Linked DNA regions of Homo sapiens: region 2 is linked to region 1. Evidence: chromatin loops called from intact Hi-C (ENCODE). Cell type or tissue: heart right ventricle. All regions are shown on one strand. Links, peaks and the distances in the headings refer to the core of each region. The heading gives the core; the rest is flanking DNA. Region 1 overlaps LOC105372088 (a long non-coding RNA gene). Region 2 has its middle 500 kb from the start of SYT4.

Region 1 (10,733 bases), core at 1,712-9,711:
TCTCAGTGTGGGCTTATGAGACAAATACCCAAGTAAAAGGTGAAAACAAGAAAATATTTAGCAGGAAGTTTAATTCTGTCTGAGGGATTAAAAATCGCTGTGTTAAGGCTCAACTGTTCTGTAGAGCCACACACCTGGGGACCCTGAGACCTGAGAGCTAAGGTAAGTAAAGCCCTTTGGTTGGTGGTGAAAAGAATGAACAAGCAAGATTCTACTAGTTCTCAAGAGCTGTTATGAAATCCAAAAAAATGGTTCTTGGAATTTCAGGCTGTTGGCCCTCTGTTCTCTACTGAAAGATATCCCGTTGCAGCTAGGCAGTCCACTTTCTTCCTGCATGTTTTGGTACCAAGAAATGGTCTCTAATTTGTGCACACTGTTGGCCATAAATAGCTGATGGTTTGTACACACCATTTCAATTTCATTATAATGCTTTTCAAATTTTCATTCTTTGAAATTTTTAAGTTTTCATTCTTAAGTGAGCCATCAAAGCCTTATAATGCAGAAGAGTGAGGGGAAAAGATTTGGTGTTTTAATTTTAGACAGCAGTTGTCAGTTTGGAGAGAAAACATTTGAGGAGGTAGGTGAGAGAGATAGGGAAAGAGAGCCAGGGAATGTGTTGGGCCACTAAAGCCAGGCCAACCACAAATACATTCACCATGGAGAAGTAAATCTGACCCTCAATTCCATCTATCTACATGACAACTGTTCTCCTTCAAATGGTGGTTCACGTTCATATAATAAAAACATCTAAGAAATGGGGCTGAATGTGTCTTACTTCAATGTTTATGAGAGTGTTCTGGAAGGAATTTTTTCTCCAATATATAAGAATTCAGCATGCCTAGCAGAGAGGATTTGGTAAGGGGCAGAGAGAAGCATTTTTTGTCATTATGTTAATGTACCATCCCAGCTTCACTATTGATGCCAACAGCCCTCAGGATGGGAGGTTTTCTCTCACTCCCAGGTCAATTCCTCTGCGTGTGTTGCACAGAGAGTCCCCTTCAACAGGGAGCCTTGACTCGTGAACATAGACCTATATACGGGGCCATTCCCACGCACATAAGAAACAGTAATCTCAGGACTGTTTCCTATTTTTTATATTTCAAATCCAGGCTGTGGGTTTTTCAGTTGGAGCTATTTGATTTCATTCAGGGACAGCAGTGTAAGGGAAGCTGGAAAACTGTTCCACCAGGCTTCAAGCATATGCCTGGATTTGTTTACCATAAACAAAGTCTTCTCAGTGACTGTTACTGTCACCATAGCAACAAGATTGAGGTTACATCTATCAACAAAGCACCACATAAGGCGAAGGCGAGCAGTTAATAAAGAAGAGCAATGATAATTACACAGCCGCCGGCCGCCAGCTCAAACACGGAGGCCTTTTTTTTTCCCCCAAATTCTAGTTCCATTTTCAATGTAGACATGGAAAGTATAACTCAAAAGGCATTGGATGCCCATTCCTGGAGTTGTCTGGGAGATGAAAAAATAAACAGCTGGAACTTCTTCACAGATCTTAGCTCCATGGCATAACTCTATTAGTAGGTTTACTTACCTCAGTAGGGTAAAACTGCCTCATTAATGATTAAGAAAAAGAAATCAGAAATGTCTGTGGAAAAATCAATTTCTGATTTAAAATACAAATATTAAAACAAAAACCCAGAGATCAAGAATGGGCTTACAGAGGAAAGTGAAATTAAATGGACATAATTTCCTGTGCTCTTCATTGAGATGAGTAGGTTTAGGTGAACAGGCCTCCACCTATGCACATTTTGGGCAAGATTTCATTGGCTATTTGGGGTCTTTTGTGGTTCCGTGCAAATTTTAGGATTAAAATTTTTATTTTACTCTACATTCAAAGGGTACATGTGCAGGATTCTTCCATGGATATATTGCCTGATGCTGAGGTTTGGGCTTCTAATGATCCTAACATCCAAGCAGTGAACATAGTATCTGATAGGTGGTTTTCCTATCTTTCCCCCTTCTCTCCCTCTCCACTGTTAGAATCCTTAGTGTTTATTGCTCCCATCTTTGTGTCTGTGTGTACCCAATGTCTAGCTCCCATTTATAGTAAAAACATGCAGTTTTTGGTTTGCTGTTTCTGTGTTAATTCACTTAAGATAATGGCCTGCAGCTGTATTCATGTTCCTGCAAAGGATATGATTGTGTTCTTTTTTATAGCTGCATAGAATTCCATGGTGTATATTTACCACATTTTTAAAAATCCAATCCACTGTTGATGGAAACCTGGGTAGATTTTATGTCTTTGCTATTGTGAATAGTATTACTATAAAAAAAGTGTGCAATGCTTTATGAATTTGCATATCATCCTTGCACAGGAGCCATGCTAATCTTTTCTATGTTGTTCCAATTTCAGTAGATGTGGTGCCCAAGCAAGCAAAATTTTAGAATTTTTTCCCTATATCTATGAAAAATGACATTAGAATTTTAATAAGGATTGCACTGAATCTCTGGATCCCTTTGGGTAGTATGGACATTTAAATATTAATTCAATCCATGAAAACAAGATGTCTTTCCATTTATTAATATTTGTGTAATCTTTAATTTATTTCCTCAGTGTTTATTGTTTCTGGTATAAGGCTCTTTCACTTCCTTGGTCACGTTTACTCCCAGTAGCTTATTGGTTTATTTATGTTTGATGCAATTGTAAATTGAATAGATCCCTTAATTTTTTTCACATAGTTCAATTTTGTGGCTAAATCATCCTTTCAGCTTAATATAATCCACTGTTGCTAACAAAGTAATTGTTTATACTCCAAAATATCTAGGGTATCTTCAGAGACCCTCTGCAAGCTGCTATGACTCATCTATACTCAAATGTCTGGGAAATCTTGGTCAACCTTATTCCCCAACCCTAATGATCATATTGTAAAAATACATAGGCCAATAACCTATATAAAACATAAAGGCCAGGGACCTAACTGGACAAAAGATGGTTTTTAGAGTTGCCTTGAGAACCTCTTACCTCACCTATCTTCCAGTGGTGCCTCTTCCCAGCTGCAGTCTTATCTGAACACTCTTGTTTACCAAAGATTAAGCCTTGAATATGCCTTTTAGATACACAATAGCCATACTTCCCAGCTTCCCAGAACACTTCTCCAGACAAGGCGTAGAACATGCCATGAACAGGTAAACATGACAGTCATGAAAGAGATTGAAAGTAATTCTGGGTCTGACATAAGGAGCACTTGGGAAAATTTTAACATTCTGATTCCTAATCATATATATATATATAGAGAGAGAGAGAGAGAGAGAGAGAGAGACAGCCATCTTAGTTATTCCCAGGACTTCCTTTGATGTGGGGAACTCATCCCACTTACAGCCTTGGTTCTGTTACTTTCCCATTTCTCCAGCTGGCGTGACTTCACTGTGTCTCCGGGGTGCTGTACCTACTGTAGCTTTTCTGAAAAAATGTAGGCGGATTTGTTTTCTTCTTCTCCCCAAAATTCCCGCATTAATCATCAGCCAAATTTGATAAAAAATTATTTTTCTTTTTCTTTTTGTTTTTAAGCAAAAGCATTTAAAATAAAACTTGCTAAGATGCTATGGAAAAATAAATAATAAAAGGAAAACATCAAAGCAAATTGCAGTTTTCTGATTCTGTGATGACAAGTGACCTAAATAGTGAGGTATTCAGACTCCTGGTTCATATTCGACTCCTGATGAGTTGAGTCCTGGTACAGTCTATCTAGAAAAATCGTCCTGTAGAAATATTTTTTGGTATGTGAGACTCTATTTCTTTACTCCTTGCCCTAAACAAGCTCTGGGGATTGACCACCTGTTACATAAGTTCTTGCTGCAATGGGCATTTAGGGGCTTCTCTAATTATCAGCCTCTGGGGGCAGAAATACTTTAACTGTCTCAACATCTCCCACCACTTCCAGTTTCAGGTCTGCACCCACTGACATCATTGTATATTACTTTTATCTGGAAATCTCTAGTTCGTGCCCTTAGAAATACTAATGTAGGCCTTTACCATTCATTTATCTAAGCTAGAGTCCTGTTATATATCATGTTCCCTTTCATATGGCTCAGGTCACTAACATTCTTAAAATATACTAAGGTTACTTTTCAGCTAGGAGTAGCTGCTGCCCTTGGAAAATTCCTTCAGAATTGTAGGTTAAAAGCATTATTAATATTTTTCCCTTTTTGTGGCTTCTCTTGTCCGTCATTAAATCTTCTCTGATGAATATATGTATAAATATTCTTTATTCTGATAAAGTTAATTTTATGAGTTTTTCCTCTGTGATTATTTTAGTGCCCTGTATTCTCCCATATTATCTTCAAGAAATTTCATTATTTTTCTTTTTCACTTTAGATTGACAATAAATCGGTATTTGATATTTGTGAATGTATGAGTAGGGGTCAATTTTATTATTTTTTCATAGGAATAGTTGACTGTCCAATCATATTCATTAAAAGACTGTTCATTTTATACTTCGCTGCAGTGTCACGACTGTCATCATAGGTCCATATTATCATTGTCCTGTTTCTAGACTCCATTTATTTGGCCTTTTGTTATTCTTAGCTTAACTGTATGATGATCTAATTTCTGTAGATTTAAAAGTATTGATATCTAATATAAAATGCATTCACTCAGTTTTTCCTTTTTAAAGGCTTTTTCAACTCTTCTTGGCTCTTTCCATTATCACATACATTTTAGAATCAGTTCATTAAGTTATAAGATACACACACACACACACACACACAACCCCCAGAAGAAAAAGCAAACTTTCACAATATTGATTGATATTGAATCAAATTCATAGATTGGTTCAGAGATAATTCACATTTTTCATCCTTTTACTATGATTGTCTCCTATTTATTAAAGTTTTTGTTTGTGGCAATAATATTTTTATAGTTTTCTGTTTAGAAGTCTTGTATATATTCTGTTAAATTTATTTCTAAGCATTTGATTTTTTTCTGATTATAAATGGCATTTTGAAGATCATGCTTTCTTATTTTTCATTGCTTGAATATAAAAATACAATTTTTTTAAAAAAATATTGACTTTGTAACTACAAATCTTGCTATACTAATGTGTCAGTTCTGATAACTTATCTGTAGATTCTGGTGAATTTTCTTGTGGATTATATCTTCTACAAATAATGACTTTTTTTTTGAGAAAAAGTCTCACCATGTCGTCCAGGCTGGAGTGCTGTGGCATGATCTTGGCTCACTGCAGCCTCGATCTTTTGGACTCAAGCAATCCTCCCAGCTTAGCACCTCAAGTAGCTAGGACTTTGGTGTGCATTGCTACGCCTGACTTACTTTTTTTTTCTTTTTGTTGAAATGAGGTATCCCTATGTTGCCCAGGCATGTCTCAAACTCTTTGGCTTTTATTTAGGTTTTTTCATCCTGAAAAAGTTATTTATTGTTTTGTTTTGTTTTTTTTTTTTTAACTAAGATTTCCAGAACAATAGTGAGTGAAAGCATTTGTACTGGGAATTCTTGTCATTCAACATTTTATTATTACACATGATGGTTGTTGTAAATGATTTTTCTACTTATATTTTATCAGATTAATGTAGTGTTCTTCTGAATTTAGGATGCTAGCGCATTTTTTTAATCATTACTGTGAGATGAAATTATTTAAAAAATACTTTAGGGGTGTTCCAAGATGGCTGAATAGGAATAGCTCCAGTCTGCAGCTCTCAGTGTGATTGATGCAGGAGATGGGTGATTTCTGACTTTCCAACTGAGGTACTTTGTTCATCTCACTGGGACTGATTGGACAGTGGGTGCAGCCCACAGAGGGTGAGCTGAAGCGGGGTGGGGCGTCGCCTCACCCAGGAAGCACAAGGGGTCAGGGGATTCCCTTTCCTAGCCAAGAGAAGTTGTGACAGAGTACTTGGAAAAATGGGACAATCCTGCCAAAATACTGTGCTTTTCCCAAGGTCTTAGCAACTGGCAGGCAAGGTGATTCTCTCTTGTACCTGGTTCAGCAGGTCCCACGCCCATGGAGCCTTGCTCACTGCTAGCACAGCAGACTGAGATTGATCTGCAAGGCTACAGGGTGGCATCCTGGCTTGGGGAGGGGTGTCCACCATTGCTGAGGCTTGAGTAGGTAAACAAAGCAGTCAGGAACTGAACTGGGCAGAGCCCACCACAACTCAACAAGGCCTACTCCCTCTAGACTCCACCTCTGTGGGCAGGACATAGCTGAACAAAAGGCAGCAAACAACTTCTGCAGACTTAAACATCCCTGTCTGACAGCTCTGAAGAGAGCAGTCATTCTCCCAGCATGGCGTTTGAGTGCTGAGAACGGACAGACTGCCTCCTTAAGTGGGTCCCTGACACCCTTGTAGCCTAACTGGGAGACACCTCCCAGTAGGGGCTGACAGACACTTCATATAGGTGGCTGCCCCACTGGAATGAACTTCCAGAGGAAGGATTAGGCAGCAATATTTGCTGTTATGCAGCCTCTGCTGGTGATACCCAGGCAAACAGGGTCTGGAGTGGAACTTCAGCAAACTCCAACAGACCTGCAGCTGAGGTACTTGACTGTTAGAAGGAAAACTAACAGAAAGGGATGGCATCCACATCAACAAAAAGGTCATCTACACCAAAACCCCATCTGTAGGTCACCAATATCAAAGACCAAAGGTAGATAAAACCACAAAGATGGGAGAAACAAGAGCAGAAAAGCTGAAAATTCTAAAAATCAGAGTGCTTCTTCTCCTCCAAAGGATCACAGCTCCTCGCCAGCAACGGAACAAAGCTGGATGGAGAATGAATTTGACAAGTTGACAGAAGTAGGCTTCAGAAAGTCAGTAATAACAAACTTCTGCGAGCTAAAGGAGGATGTTTGAACCCATGGCAAGGAAGCTAAAAACCTTGAAAAAAGATTAGACGAATGGCTAACTAGAATAAACAGTGTAGAGAAGACCTTAAATGACCTGATGGAGCTGAAAACCATGGCACGAGAACTTCGTGATGCATACACAAGTTTCAGTAGCCGATTCAATCAAGTGGAAGAAAGGATATCCGTGATTGGAGATCAAATTAATGAAATACAGCGACATGAGAAGTTTAGAGAAAAAAAGAGTAAAAAGAAATGAACAAAGCCTCCAAGAAATATGGGAATACATGAAAAGACCAAATCTATGTTTGATTGGTGTACCTGAAAGTGATGGGGAGAATGGAACCAAGTTAGAAAACACTCTTCAGGATATTATCCAGGAGAACTTCCCCAACCTAGCAAGGCAGGCAAACATTCAAATTCAGGAAATACAGAGAACACCACAAAGATACCCCTCGAGAAGAGCAACCCCAAGACACATAATTATCAGATTCACCAAGGTTGAAATGAAGGAAAAAGTGTTAACGGCAGCCAGAGAGAAAGATCGAGTTACCCACAAAGGGATTCCCATTAGACTAACAGCAGATCTCTCAGCAGAAACTCTACAAGCCAGAAGAGGGTGGGGGCCAATATTCAACATTCTTAAATAAAAGAATTTTCAAACCTGAATTTATGAAGAAACTAAGCTTCATAAGTGAAGGAGAAATAAAATCCTTTACAGACAAGCAATTGATGAGAGATTTTGTCACCACCAGACCTGCCTTACAAGAGCTCCTCAAGGAAGCACTAAACATGGAAAGAAACAACCAGTACCAGTCACTGCAAAAACATGCCAAATTGTAAAGACCATCGATGCTATGAAGAAACTGCATCAATTAACGGGCAAAATAGAAAAAATAATAATGGTAGGATCAAATTCAGACATAACAATATTAACCTAAAATGTAAATGGGCTAAGTGCCCCAATTAAAGGACACAGAGTGGCAAATTGGATAAAGAGTCAGGACCCATCAGTGTGCTGTATTCAGGACACCCATCTCACGTGCAAAGACGCACATAGGTTCAAAATAAAGGGATGGAGGAAGATCTGCAAAGCAAATGGAAATCAAAAAAAAAAAAAAGCAGGGGTTGCAATCCTAGTCTCTGATAAAACAGACTTTAAACAAACAAAGATCAAAAGAGACAAAAAAGGCGATTGCATAATGGTAAAGGGATCAATTCAACAAGAAGAACTAACTATCCTAAATATATATGCACCAAATAAAGCAGCACCCAGATTTATAAAGCAAGTTCTTAGGTCCTACAAAGAGACTTAGACTCCCACACAATAATAATGGGAGACTTCAACACCCCACTGTCAATATTAGACAGATCAATGAGACAGAAGGTTAACAAGGATAGCCAGGACCTGAACTCAGCTCTGCAACAAGCAGATCTAATAGACATCTACAGAACTCTTCATCCCAAATCAACAGAATATACATTCTTCTCAGCACCACGTCACACTTATTCCAAAATTGACCACATAGTTGGAAGTAAAGCACTCCTCAGCAAATGTAGAAGAATAGAAATCACAACAAACTGTCTCTCAGACCACAGTGCAATCAAATTAGAATTCAGGATTAAGAAACTCACTCAAAACTGCACAACTACGTGGAAACTCAACAACTGTTCCTGAATGACTACTGGGTAAATAATGAAATGAAGGCAGAAAGAAAGATGTTCTTTGAAACCAATGAGAGCAAAGACACAATGTACCAGAATCTCTGGGACACATTTAAAGCAGTGTGTAGAGGGAAATTTATAGCACTAAATGCCCACTAGAGAAAGAAGGAAAGATCTAAAATCGACAGGCTAACATCACTATTAAAAGAACTAGAGAAGCAAGAGCAAACAATTTCAAAAGCTAGCAGAAGGCAAGAAATAACTAAGATCAGAGCAGAACTAAAGGAGATAGAGACACAAAAAACCCTTCAAAAAATCAATGAATCCAGGATCTGGTTTTTGAAAAGATCAACAAGATTGATAGACCGCTAGCAAGACCAATAAAGAAGAGAAGAGAGAAGAATCAAATAGATGCAATAAAAAACAAAAAAGGGGATATCACCACTGATCCCACAGAAATACAAACTACCATCAGAGAATACTATAAACACCTCTACTCAAATAAACTAGAAAATCTAGAAGAAATGGATAAATTCCTGGACACATACACTCTCCCAAGACTAAACCAGGAAGAAATTGAATTTCTGAATAGACTAATAACAGGCTCTGAAATTGAGGCAATAATTAATAGCCTACCAACCAAAAAAAAAATGCAAGACCAGAAGGATTCACAGCCTAATTCTACCAGAGGTACAAAGAGGAGCTGGTACCATTCCTTTTGAACCTATTCCAATCAATAGAAAAAGAGGGAATCCTCCCTAACTCATTTTATGAGGCCAACATCATCCTGATACCAAAGCCTGGCAGATACACAACCAAAAAAAGAATTTTAGACCAATATCCCTGATGAACATTGATGCAAAAATCTCAATAAAATACTGGCAAACTGAATCCAGCAGCACATCAAAAAGCTTATGCACCATAATCACATCGGCTTCATCCCTGGGATGCAAGGTTGGTTCAACATATGCAAATCAATAAACGTAATCCATTTCATAAACAGAACCAACAACAAAAACCACATGATTATCTCAATAGATGCAGAAAAGGCCTTTGACAAAATTCAACAGCCTTCATGCTAAAAACTCTCAATAAACTAGGTATTGATGGAACATATCTCAAAATAATAAGAGCTATTTATGACAAACCCACAGCCAATATCATACTAAATGAGCAAAAACTGGAAGCATTCCCTTTGAAAACCAGCACAAGACAAGGATGCCCTCTCTCACTGCTCCTATTCAACATAGTGTTGGAAGTTCTGGCCAGGGCAATCAGGCAAGAGAAGAAATAAAGGGTATTCAATTAGGAAATGAGGAAGTCAAATTGTCCCTGTTTGCAGATGACATGATTGTATATTTAGAAAGCCTCATCGTCTCAGCCCAAAATCTGCTTAAGCTGATAAGAAACTACAGCAAAATCTCAGGATACAAAATCAATGTGAAAAATCACAAGCATTCCTATACACCATTAACAGACAAACAGAGCTAAATCATGAGTGAACTTCCATTCACAATTGCTTCAAAGAGAATAAAATACCTAGGAATCCAACTTACAAGGGATGTGAAGAACCTCTCCAAGGAGAACTACAAACCACTGGTCAACGAAATAAAAGAGGACACAAACAAATGTAAGACTATTCCATGCTCATGGATAGGAAGAATCAATATCATGAAAATGGCCATACTGCCCAAAGTAACTTATAGATTCAATGCCATCCCCATCAAGCTACCAATGACTTTCTTCACAGAATTGGAAAAGAACTACATTAAAGTTCATATGGAACCCAAAAAAGAGACCGCATTGCCAAGATAATTCTAAGCAAAAAGAACAAAGCTGGTGGCATCACACTACCTGACTTCAAACTATACTACAAGGCTACAGCAACCAACACAGCATGGTACTGTTACCAAAACAGATATATAGACCAATGGAACAGAACAGAGGCCTCACAAATAACTCCACACATCTAGAACCATCTGATCTTTGACAAATCTGACAAAAACAAGAAATGGGGAAAGGATTCCCTATTTGATAAATGGTGTTGGGAAAACTGGCTAGCCATATGTAGAAAGCTCAACCTGGATCCCTTCCTTACACCTTATACAAAAATTAATTCAAGATGGATTAAAGACTTATATATTAGACCTAAAACCATAAAAACCCTGGAAGAAAACCTGGGCAATACCATTCAGGACATAGGCATGGGCAAGGACTTCATGACTAAACACCTAAAACAATGGCAACAAA
Region 2 (10,733 bases), core at 836-8,835, 62 kb before region 1:
CTCAGACCACAGCATAATCAAATTAGAACTAAAGATTAAGAAATTCACTCAAAACCACATGACTATGTGGAAATTAAACAACCTCCTCCTGAATGACTCTTGGGTAAATAATGAAATTAAGGCAGAAATCAATAAATTATTTGAAACTAATGAGAACAAGGAGATAATGTACCAGAATCTCTGAGATGCAACTAAAGCTGTGTAAGAGGGAAATTTATTGCACTAAATGTTTACATCAAAAAACTAGAAATATCTCAAGTTAACAACCTAACAATCTAACATGATCTAAAAGAACTAGAGAAACAAGAGAAAACAAAGCCCAAACCTAGCAGAAGAGAAGAAATAACCAAAATCAGAGATGAACTGACAGAGATAGAGACACACAAAACCCTTCAAAATATCAACAAATCCAGGAGCTGGATTTTTTTTTTTTGAAAAAATTAGTAAAATAGATAGAATGCTAGTTAGACTAACAGAGAAAAGAGAGAATCAAATAAACACAATCAGAAATGATAAGGGGGATATCACCACTGATCCCACAGAAATACAAACAACCATGAGAGAATAGTATAAACACCTCTATGCACATAAACTAGAAAATGTAGAAAAAATGGATAAATTCCTGAACATATACACCCTCCCAAGACTGAACCAGTGAGAAATTGAATTCTTGCATAGACCAATAATGAGTTCTGATATTAAGGTAGTAATAAATAGCCTAACAACCAAAAAAAGCCCAGGATCAGACAATTAACAGCTGAATTCTACCAGAGGTAGAAAGAAGAGCTGGTACCATTTCTACTGAAACTATTCCAAAAAATTGAAAAAGAAGGACTCCTCTCTAACTCATTCTATTAAGCCAGCATCATCCTGATAGCAAAACCTGGCAGAGATATTACAAAGAAAGAAAACTTCAGGCCAACATCCTTGATGAACATTGATGTAAAAATCCTCAATAAAATACTGGCAAACTGAATCCAGAAGCACGTGAAAAAGCTTATCCACTATGATCAAGTTGGCTTCATCCCTAGGAAAATAGTTAATCTTAATATTTACAAATTAAAAAGAAAAAACTTAGAAGGTCAAGGACCCTGGGAAAGAATGCCGTTTGTGACAAGATAAGCTGACCAATGTACACCAACGTATAAAACAATCTCACTGAAAGGGATATGAGAAGAGGTACCAGTCTAAGTGATTTTGGAGATAAATGGAATCTGCAACATTAAAGGCAAAATGAATGCCACAATAAGCAATAGTTGGCAAAATTGTTTCTCATGAGGATAAAGGTCAAAAAATGTGCTACAATACATGTATACTATAACTGAACAATTAAGTAAATGGATGGCATATGATGGGAACTATATTCTTAATGTTTGAGTAGAAATTTGTAAATAAACAACAAAGAAAATGACTAACATGATCTATGTGGTATCAGATTAGAATGGGAGACATCAGTAAGAAACCATGTTTAACTTAATATGCGTCCCTAATATATATGTGGGTTAGTATTGCTTTTTACTATTAGATGGCAGCAACTAAAAAATGTCACCCCAATAGCAATGAGCACACCTAATACCTAGATCTTGGTTTCTATCTCATCTCCAGTTAAAGAAAATAGAGTTTCCTAAAGAAACATCTGATTTGGGGACTGGAAGAGGAAATACTTAAGATGAACCTAGGGAATCTTGTAGTACCATAAAATAAGGAAGCAATACAATAGTAACAATAATCCACAATAATAAGGGTACATCAAAGTGACACAGGAGTCAACTAAAAGCTTTTGATGTCCAAAGACGGAACAGTTTGAGTATCAAAATAAAGTAGTGTTGGATTTTAACCTAAAGTATAAAATAAATCTTTATGATTTCATATTAACAAATGAATTAACAAATTAATAAATGGGGGAGAAGAGATAAATCTCTCATGTTGAATTCCAAATAAATTATGTAGATGTTTCACCCTAAGAAAGGGGGAGCATAACATCCCACTCCTTAAGTGTGAGCTAACATAGTGACTTCCTGCCAATGACTGCAGTATGAAAAGTGTGTGGGGGGCAGCATAATTTTACAGTGGAGACATCTGACAAAAATTACTTCAGTCAGGACCATGGTCAATATCAATAGTCATAAGTGATATTGTTTGTACCCTTGATATGTGATAAAAATGGCACTTTACTCTGTGATCTTCGTTTCCCAACTATAACCCCAGTTTAATAATGATAAAAAGCATTAGAAAATTTTTAATATAGAGGCGTGCTAAAAGAAACTTAGTCAAAACTCAAAACTTCCAATGTTAGAAAAAACAAGAAACATGTTAGTGGAAGAAGTAGCTGCAGATGTGGAAAAATAGGAAGAGAATTAGGAGGGAAGCCTGAAGATGTTATTAAATTGCTGCAACCTCATGATTTAACTTGAATAGATGAAGAGTTGCTTCTTAAGAATGAGCAAAGAAAGTGGTTTCTTGAAATGAAATCTACCTGGTGAAGATGCTATGGACATTGTTGAAATGACAAACAAAGGGTTTAGAATATTACGTAAACTTAGTCAATAAAGCAGTAGCAGAGCTTGAGAAAATTGACTCCAATTTTGAAAGAAGTTTTTTTGTGGGTCAAATGCTATCAAAGAGCATTGCATGCTACAGAGAAATTTTTTGTGAAAGGAAGAGTTAATAAATGTGACAAACTTCATTGTCTTATGTTAAGAAATTGCCAGTCACCTCCAGCAAACACCACCCTAATCAATCAGCATCCCTCAAAATGGAGGCAAAACTCTGCCACCAGATGTTCTGTAGCATTTTTTAGCAATAAAGTATTTTTTCATTAAAGTAGGTAGATTTTTTTAAGACATAGTGCTATTGCACACTTAATGGACTATAGTATAATGTAAACAACTTTTATATGCACTTGGAAATCAAAAACTTTGTGAGACTCACTTCATTGTGATGTTTACTTTATTGCATTAGTCTAGAATCAAACACATAATATCTCTGAGGTTTGCCTGTAATGAGGGTTCGGAGCACCCTACCAAGCTAAGCTATCTAGACTAGAAGAGATGTTAGACAAGATTAGGGGAATCTAGAATGGGTAGTAGGGTGGGAGATCAAGAGTATTTATTAGAAGCTCATGACCATTTGTAGTGACAGGGACTATATGGTTCCCTACTAGCCCTCCCAGAAACAAAATCAACAGGAATCCTAGAGCAGCTGTTTCCAAAAGAAATAAATTTAAATGATCAAGTAAGGAATTAGAGTGTAAGGAGTAGACTGTAGTCAATGACTGTGGTAAGCCTCCCTGGGCTGACCAGATATGCTCTCAGGACTGACATGCTCATTTCTTAGCTACTGAGAGAGGTGGCTTCTAAAGGCACATGGAGCATCCCTTTCTGGAAATTGCCCTCATCCAAATGGAATTGCTTCTCCTAAGATTGCATATTCTCCTTTAAGACAGGCTTTACCCTACCATTGGTTAATACTTGGTACGTAGGCCTAGACTCTCATCTCAGTTCAGGCTGTCTCTGCAGTGCTATTCTTATGGGATTGACTAATGCTGCTGATGTGACTTCATCACAATTCACCTTCTTCTGATGAGCAGCCCTTTTTCTCTAACACAATCCCAAAAGTCACTGCTATCGTTTGATTGTATGTGTTCCTCCCAAATTCAGATTTTGACACATAATCCCAAATGTGATAGTATTAAGAGATGAAGCCTTTGGGTGGTGATTAAGAGAGGTTTCCACCTTCATGAATGGCTTTAACAACCTTATAGAAGGGCTGGAGGGAACTAGCTAGGTCCCATGTGACGGCACAGCATTCTTTTTTTTCTGGAGGATGGATGCAGCAACACGATGCCATCTTGGAAGCAGAGACCAAGCCCTCACCAGAGAGTGACCTTACCAATGCCGTGATATTGAACTGCTCATTCTCCAGAACTGTGAGAAACAAATTTCTGTTCTTTGTAAATTACCCAGTCTCAGGTATTTCATTATGGAAGCAGAAACAAATGAAGACAGTCAACTACACACAAATCTTAGTCTTAAATTTTCTAGGTAATCTGACATATGTCAGTGAATTATACTTCAATAAGAACTCAAGTTTCAAAAGGAAAATATAATGAGATGATTTGATTATAAAAGAGTAGCTCATATCACACTAATCATTTACCAAGAACAATCACTTTATTTCAGGCACATAGAAGACCAATCTTACCATCCTACTTGCAGGCACCAAGGAGCATGACTTAATAAAATGAACTAAGGACTCTTCATTGATAGATGCATTAAATATTTATTAGAACATGCTATGTGTATAAAGAAATACTGTTGAAATCACTGATATGGGTTTATCAGCAAAGGTGGGTAATTTTCTCCAGGACAATCTGATACAATTCTGTTACTTGTTCTGGACAAGCTTCCAGTCTCTGTGTTCACGTATAGCTGCTGCTTATATAAATTCCTCCAAACAATGACTATTGTCTAAAAGCTGCTCCCAATTTGCAGGTAAATTTTCTGTTTCCCAGAATACCTAATGTAAGGCTTGTTGTCACCTAGAGCCTGGAATGTGTACTGTTGGTCACTTCACGGAACATTCCACACCAGTGGACAAAATTACTCTGGCCCCTGTTAGAACTGACAGCTGTGGGGATTCTGGGCCAAATGTCACTTTGCTTGTGGGCCAAGAGCTGGAAACTTGGAACAGAAAGAAGAAGCTGGTTTGTATCAGGCTGATGTTTAGAACACCCTTCACTCCTCCTGTCATCACAGGGACTTTTCTGGGTCTGAAGTGTACTCCCTGAATATACTGCATTCAGTCAGCCAGCAGCAAACTTGGACAATTAGCAATTTTTTCCTTGATTACTTTTCATTTTTTGTTTTTGCTAATTTGCCCCATTTTGCAACTACTTTTTTTCCCTGGTATCCTTTCATTTTCTTCCTTTTTCCCATAGGCCACATAACTTATTAAAATTATTTGCACCTGTTAAAACAGAAGCACTGTGCTTGGGATCTGAAGGTAGAAATATAACCCATAAATGATTGTTAAACCATATGTTGCATGAATGGGACAAATCAGTAACCCCTCTCTTCGTCATCTTTGTTCAGAGGGAGATTAAAAAAAAAAGAGACCTGGCAGTATTAATTCTGAGCAGCAAAGAGCAACCATTTCCAGTATGAATGGTTTCTCTTGTAATTGCAGGCAGGCCTTAAGTGGGCAGGAGAAAGCCAAGAGCATTTAAGCACCATAATGTGGAAAAGAGTAGAGGGAGGTACAGGAATAAGAGGCCTATTTTTCCTAAAGGATAAGCAAGTAACCTTGTAAGCCATACTGATATTAGTTCTTCCATAGAGAATTGTCCTACGTTGTCTCCAAAGGAAATTCATGTTTGTTTTGGGTTTTGTTTGTTTGTTTTTTATGTAGGGAGCAAAGTTCTCTCTAAGGAATTCAATAATGAGTTATCTGAGCTGGAATGAAAACATTCATATCCAAATTTATTCATGGGTGTAGAGCAATCTCCCTCAGAATCCTGTGGTCAATTGCTCAAGGGTTAATATAAGGCACATTTTGTGTTTAAACGGAAAGGTGCCATGGGACCAAATCGTTTTTGTGATTCTGGGCTTAGTGAAGTACTGGAGAATCTCAACATTGGGCAAAAATCTATCCATGTGCTTTCCATACACTGTCACTGTAACACCCTCAGAGACTTGCCTATCTTTCCAACAAAGCTTACCATACATCACCTTGGCCTGAGGGGCTTAATTTATCACAATATACCACATTTTCTTGCCAACTTCAGAAAATAAAAAGTACCCATCCTTCAGGTGAATTACATTAAGATATAAATTCGCATTATTTATCAGAGGCCAAGTGTCCTATCGCTTTGAGACCTGCTGGAGAAGAAGCATATTATAAGAAGCAGCAGCATGTAGAGTTTCTCAAAGATCTTCCTTACTCACCTGGGTCCAAAGAAAGAAGAATGTTATAAAACAATGATGCAGGATTTTTTGTTCCCTAGCTCAGTTAGGTTCAGGTTCTTTTCTCACCACCAAAGAAATAGGCATGCAGACATTGAAGAGTCAGTGGAGTAGAACTCATTACGTGAAAAGGAAAAGCTCTCAGCAGAAAAAAGTTTCTTGAAAGCAGGTTGTCAGTTGCCCCCTTCACAGTTGAATACAAGGGCTTTTACATAAAAGCTGTTAAGGCTGGGTTCCCTGTTTGTATAGAGCGCAAATTCCTGGTGGCTCCACCCCATTCTCCCAGTGTTCTTGAAGGCCCTTTGTCCCCTGCGGGCATGTTTAGGCAAGCCCCCTATGCAGGTTCCCTTATCGGAGGTTCTACAGGGACCCTTCCCTTACTGTCTGCCTAAAGCAAGCTGGCTACCTCCTTTCAGTGACATGTAGAGTATGATTACAGATGTATACATAATATTATATATGCGGAGAAAAACACACTAGCGGATTCATGAACATGCCAGTTATCTGAAACTTAAAGTGTTCAAATTTGAGTTTTCAAAACCTTTCTCATATATATATACACACACAAATATAAGCATAGTTAAATCAACAAATTATATAAATGATATCATTATTAAATAATACCATCTTTTATGGTATAATATGTTATATGAATTATCTAAAAATGGAATCTATTTTCCCACAGTCTTCTCCCTAAGTTAATTACAGCTCTGTCCTTCAGGTTTTTAGGCCCAACACTTGAAGTCACCTTTCCTTTGCCCTATCTTTAATTCTCTTCATTCAAACCATGAAAGAATATCATTGTCACTGCATTTAAAATATTGCTGGGATCTGATCTCACTTTAATATCTCCACTACTACTGTCCTTTCCTGTCTCCTACATGAGCCTCAAAACTGCTTTTCCGCTTAGATCCTTGTCTTTTCTGTCTATTCTTAATTAAAGCAGTCAGAGGAAACATTTTTCTGAAGCCTGAAAACTTACAGGACTATACAGAGAGCCTAGGTTAATCTAACTTAGACAATGGGCCTCAGTAACCATTGCTCTAATAAAACCTCTTCATTTCCTACATTAGGAGGGCACGGTTAGAGACACATCTCACTCAGCAAATTAATGGCCCTGTGTGTCCTGGGAAAGTTTCTTCTGACCTGGCCTAGGTGGTTTTTCAAAAGATGTCTTATCCACCTGAGCTTGGAGTAAAGAGCTACAAGACTCATGCCTTGATCACGCTCATCAGATTGTTCTGCTCTTAGAGTCAGGGTAACTCCTGACTAAGATATCTTGGGAATCAGCCTCTTTCTCTGGCATGAACCAGTAAGTATTTTTACAAAACTCATTTTTAAGGCTATCTATGTCTATGTGTGGAGTCCAGTGTAGTGACCCAAATAAGATGCAGCTGGCCTTGGAATTCTTACAAAATAAGAATAGTCCACACTCTTGTAAACTATAATAATAATAAAAATGCAAGGTCTTTTACGAATATGTAGCATTTCTGAGTGGGGCTACCTGTTACCCAAGAGAAACAGGGAGCCACACCCAAAATGTCAATAAAATAGCTAAAGGAGGATTCTACTTTGATCTGACTCCCTTGACGCATTTAAGTAGATTTGATGCTGAGAAGAAAAGACTTCTCTAACTTAGATCTAAAAGGAAACTTTCACACCATTTAGTCCAGTATTCTCACCCAAATGATGACGATATGAGGCCCAGAGAGCAAATTAACTTTTCCAAGTTTTCTGCACAAGTTAAAATTGAACAGAGCCTAGAATTAAGCTCTCAGGTTTCAGTGATTATTCCACCTCCCAATATAGTGAGAACTGGAAAGAATTTAGTTATAAGTGGAATTTTACAGAAAATCTCTACAAATTCCTTTGGTTTCCAATTATAACTTTAGCTTTTTAGTCCCTTCTTATGAATCTATGACCTCTTATATAACAGTATTCAAATAAAGTACATAATTGAATCAATTCTTTCAGAAATTTATTTTTCATTCAATAGCTTCTAGATATCCATATTTTATACATATTTATCTCCCACATAGGTAGACATATAATAAAACTGTACTAAAACTAAAAAATTAAATAATTCTTTCCTCTTGGTATTTCTGATGTCTTTCCAATGGCCTCAAACTGAGTTTTTAAGTCAATTTGGTTAGTCATTTTTTTTAATATGAATGCCATGTTTCAGGTATTTTTTCATGCCAGTCTCACTTCATTCCTTTTCCTAATCTATCTCAGAAAGACCCTTTTGTAACATCATAGGCTTGAGGTGCTATACATAAGCTGAGATTCTGGATGAGTTTTGGGGTGAGTTCAAGGGTGATGTGGTGTTGGCCTGTGTGCTGCATGTAGTTATGCTTCCAAAGGAAGCATCTAGGGATTAAACCAGACCAATACAGACAGAGAGATTGCTAAACATATGCCATATATTCAAATCGTAGTGGAAACTCTTCTAGAAGGGAAGACAGAAGCAAGGACAGAGAAAAAAGGCTAAGCCCAATGGTTTAGACCAGGATCTTGAAGTGGTCTATATAGTCTCTTCTACGGGTGGTGGTAATTCAGTAATATACTTGTAGCCTATCATACTTTTTAACTTCTTCTATTAAAATTGTAAGACATTATAAGAAATAAACATGCATAATATATAGAAAACTCAAATTGCCCTAAAAATGTCAACTTTTAAATATAACAGGGAATTTTCTCATTCATTACTCCTGCCAAAATGTCACTTAGGAAGGAAACAAGTGAAAAGTCAATGTTGACTTTCTCAGCCACCACCTCATAAAGCTATTTCTTCTCCACTGAAATTCCTCTAAACATTGGCTGACTTGTTATAGAAGTATGAATTAATGGGAATTAAACATCCACTCTTTCAATAAAGACTAATAGGTAGGTGTATTGCCTAACAAATTGTAACTTAACGTTACATAAAGGCATTTAAGATCTCGAGTTTAAATGTACTCATTATTTACAAATTGTTTTCAAGATAACCAGATAACAGATTAGGACATCTATTTTGACTCAGATCACTTGGTGATTATGGGCCTCCAGGACAAATTATTTAACATCCTAGTACCCACACTTTCCATTTTTAAAATCATAGAAAAGGGTTTTCCTAGCTTCCAATGTTTAACCTCATATATTTTAAAAAGTTTGCATGCACGATTGGTGTAGTCTTATTTTTATTCAGTGTTACAAGTAAATAGCTTAGGAAGTGATTGAACAAAAGGTCTAAAAACAAGTAAGTAGGTAATGAGGTTAAACTAGTTAATTCAAGTGGACACAAAGACAACTTATTTCTTATAATGGGATAGTACTAACAATGGGCCATTCTAAATACAGAGTACGAACAGTGTCTGTCTGTCATTTGGCTTTACAATCTTCTTTTCAAATTGCTAACAAATGGCTAGGTTTGGACCAGCAGAAGAAAGAGCTTGAGACGGAACCTGGCATCTGCTCTGTAGATAAGTCTATAGAAGATGGGGATAATTGTTTTTTCTTCTTTCCCATAGCCCTTCTGCAGGGTGAGTTCTTGTTTGTTTTGGGAAAACAGGACTATTAAGTAATTTCAGACTGGAGATGACCTTTATCCCTGTGTTTCTTTAATGTGCATATTCCTCTTGCCAAGAACTTGCAATTTGCTAGAGGAAAAGATGAGTTTTCTTGTTTCTTTTTAGGGTTATTGTTGTACTCCAGGAAAGGGAATATAAATTCTAAGCTTTTCATAAATTACTATGTACTTTACTCTTCACAATTTCATGCATTACCATGTCACCAGGTTGGCTTAGAAAATATCCATTTGAGTTAGGCCCAAATGTTTTATGCAGGAAAGGGAAACATTGGCCCCACTTTTAAATGAAAGCACATGCTAACTAATATAGTGTATGAAACATCTGCATAATGTATTATATAGGATCATAGACTCTGTGATGAGAAATTCAGATGACAGGACAATATGAACCTGTCTAAAGACTTATCATCACTGCATAGCAATTCTAAGAAGTTATAGGGCAAAACGCTTATATTTATGATATGAGTTAATAAAAACACATTATTATCTTCTGATTATAGTACCTTCATGGAAAATCAGTATAATATAAAGTGTGCTTTTGTTCATTCTCTCAGCAGTAAAAGACACTTGGTGGGCACCTTCTTCCAATCTGACCACCCTGGTGTGTGCTGCAGATAATTGATCTTTTCTTCACCCCTGTAGGAATCACCATTTTCTCCTCCTTCACCAGAGACAGGTAGGATACCCAGGACATCTTGCCATGCTGTCAATTGTCATTTCCACCACATAAGGAAAGAGAAAAGCCAAGACTGGGCTTTAAATTCATTTACAGGCTTATATATGGCTTAGTTTTATTTTTTTTCCAATAACTATAACTACTTTATTGGTCTGATAGAGGTCAAAACATGATAAAATCACCACCATAGCTTTTTGCCCTGAATCTCACCTCCAGAGAAAACACACAGGCCAGGGTGATTTCTCTCTTCAATAGAAAATGTAACCAGAGATGAAACTAGGTCTTCTCTGCATGGTTTTTATGTGCATGTGGTTTCCAGGGAAACCTCACCCTGATATTTCTAAATGTTAGGATAGTAACTGGTGCCCCTCAGATTCTGGCTTTGAGCATATTAAGAATGTTCACAGAATCAAGAAAAGAGAAAAAGGAGCTATTGAAAAAAGTTTCTCATAAAACTGAATTCCATAATTTTAAAAGAGATATGTTTCAAACTACATTTAAAAGGGTCCACAGAAAATGGAAGACT

What was found. Peaks named below come from ENCODE experiments on the same cell type or tissue, not always from the same donor. Only the 100,000 strongest peaks of a DNase experiment are listed, where the experiment ranks them.
Region 2: a loop joins it to region 1, with 4 times the contacts of the local background. A loop is called at or near these places in 5 of 110 quality-filtered maps.

The regions. Positions count from the first base shown.
Region 1 is chr18:43,829,871-43,840,603 of GRCh38, forward strand. The region is part of intron 2 of LOC105372088 (a long non-coding RNA gene); the gene reads right to left. It also overlaps the pseudogene RNU6-443P. Among named protein-coding and RNA genes, the nearest start is that of SYT4, 560 kb to the left of the region's middle. In heart right ventricle, for the core only: no CTCF peak of the experiment used is centred there; no DNase peak of the experiment used is centred there.
Region 2 is chr18:43,768,458-43,779,190 of GRCh38, forward strand. No RefSeq gene overlaps it. Among named protein-coding and RNA genes, the nearest start is that of SYT4, 500 kb to the left of the region's middle. In heart right ventricle, for the core only: a CTCF peak has its summit at 4,538; a DNase peak (open chromatin) is centred at 4,654; H3K27ac peaks cover 565 bases.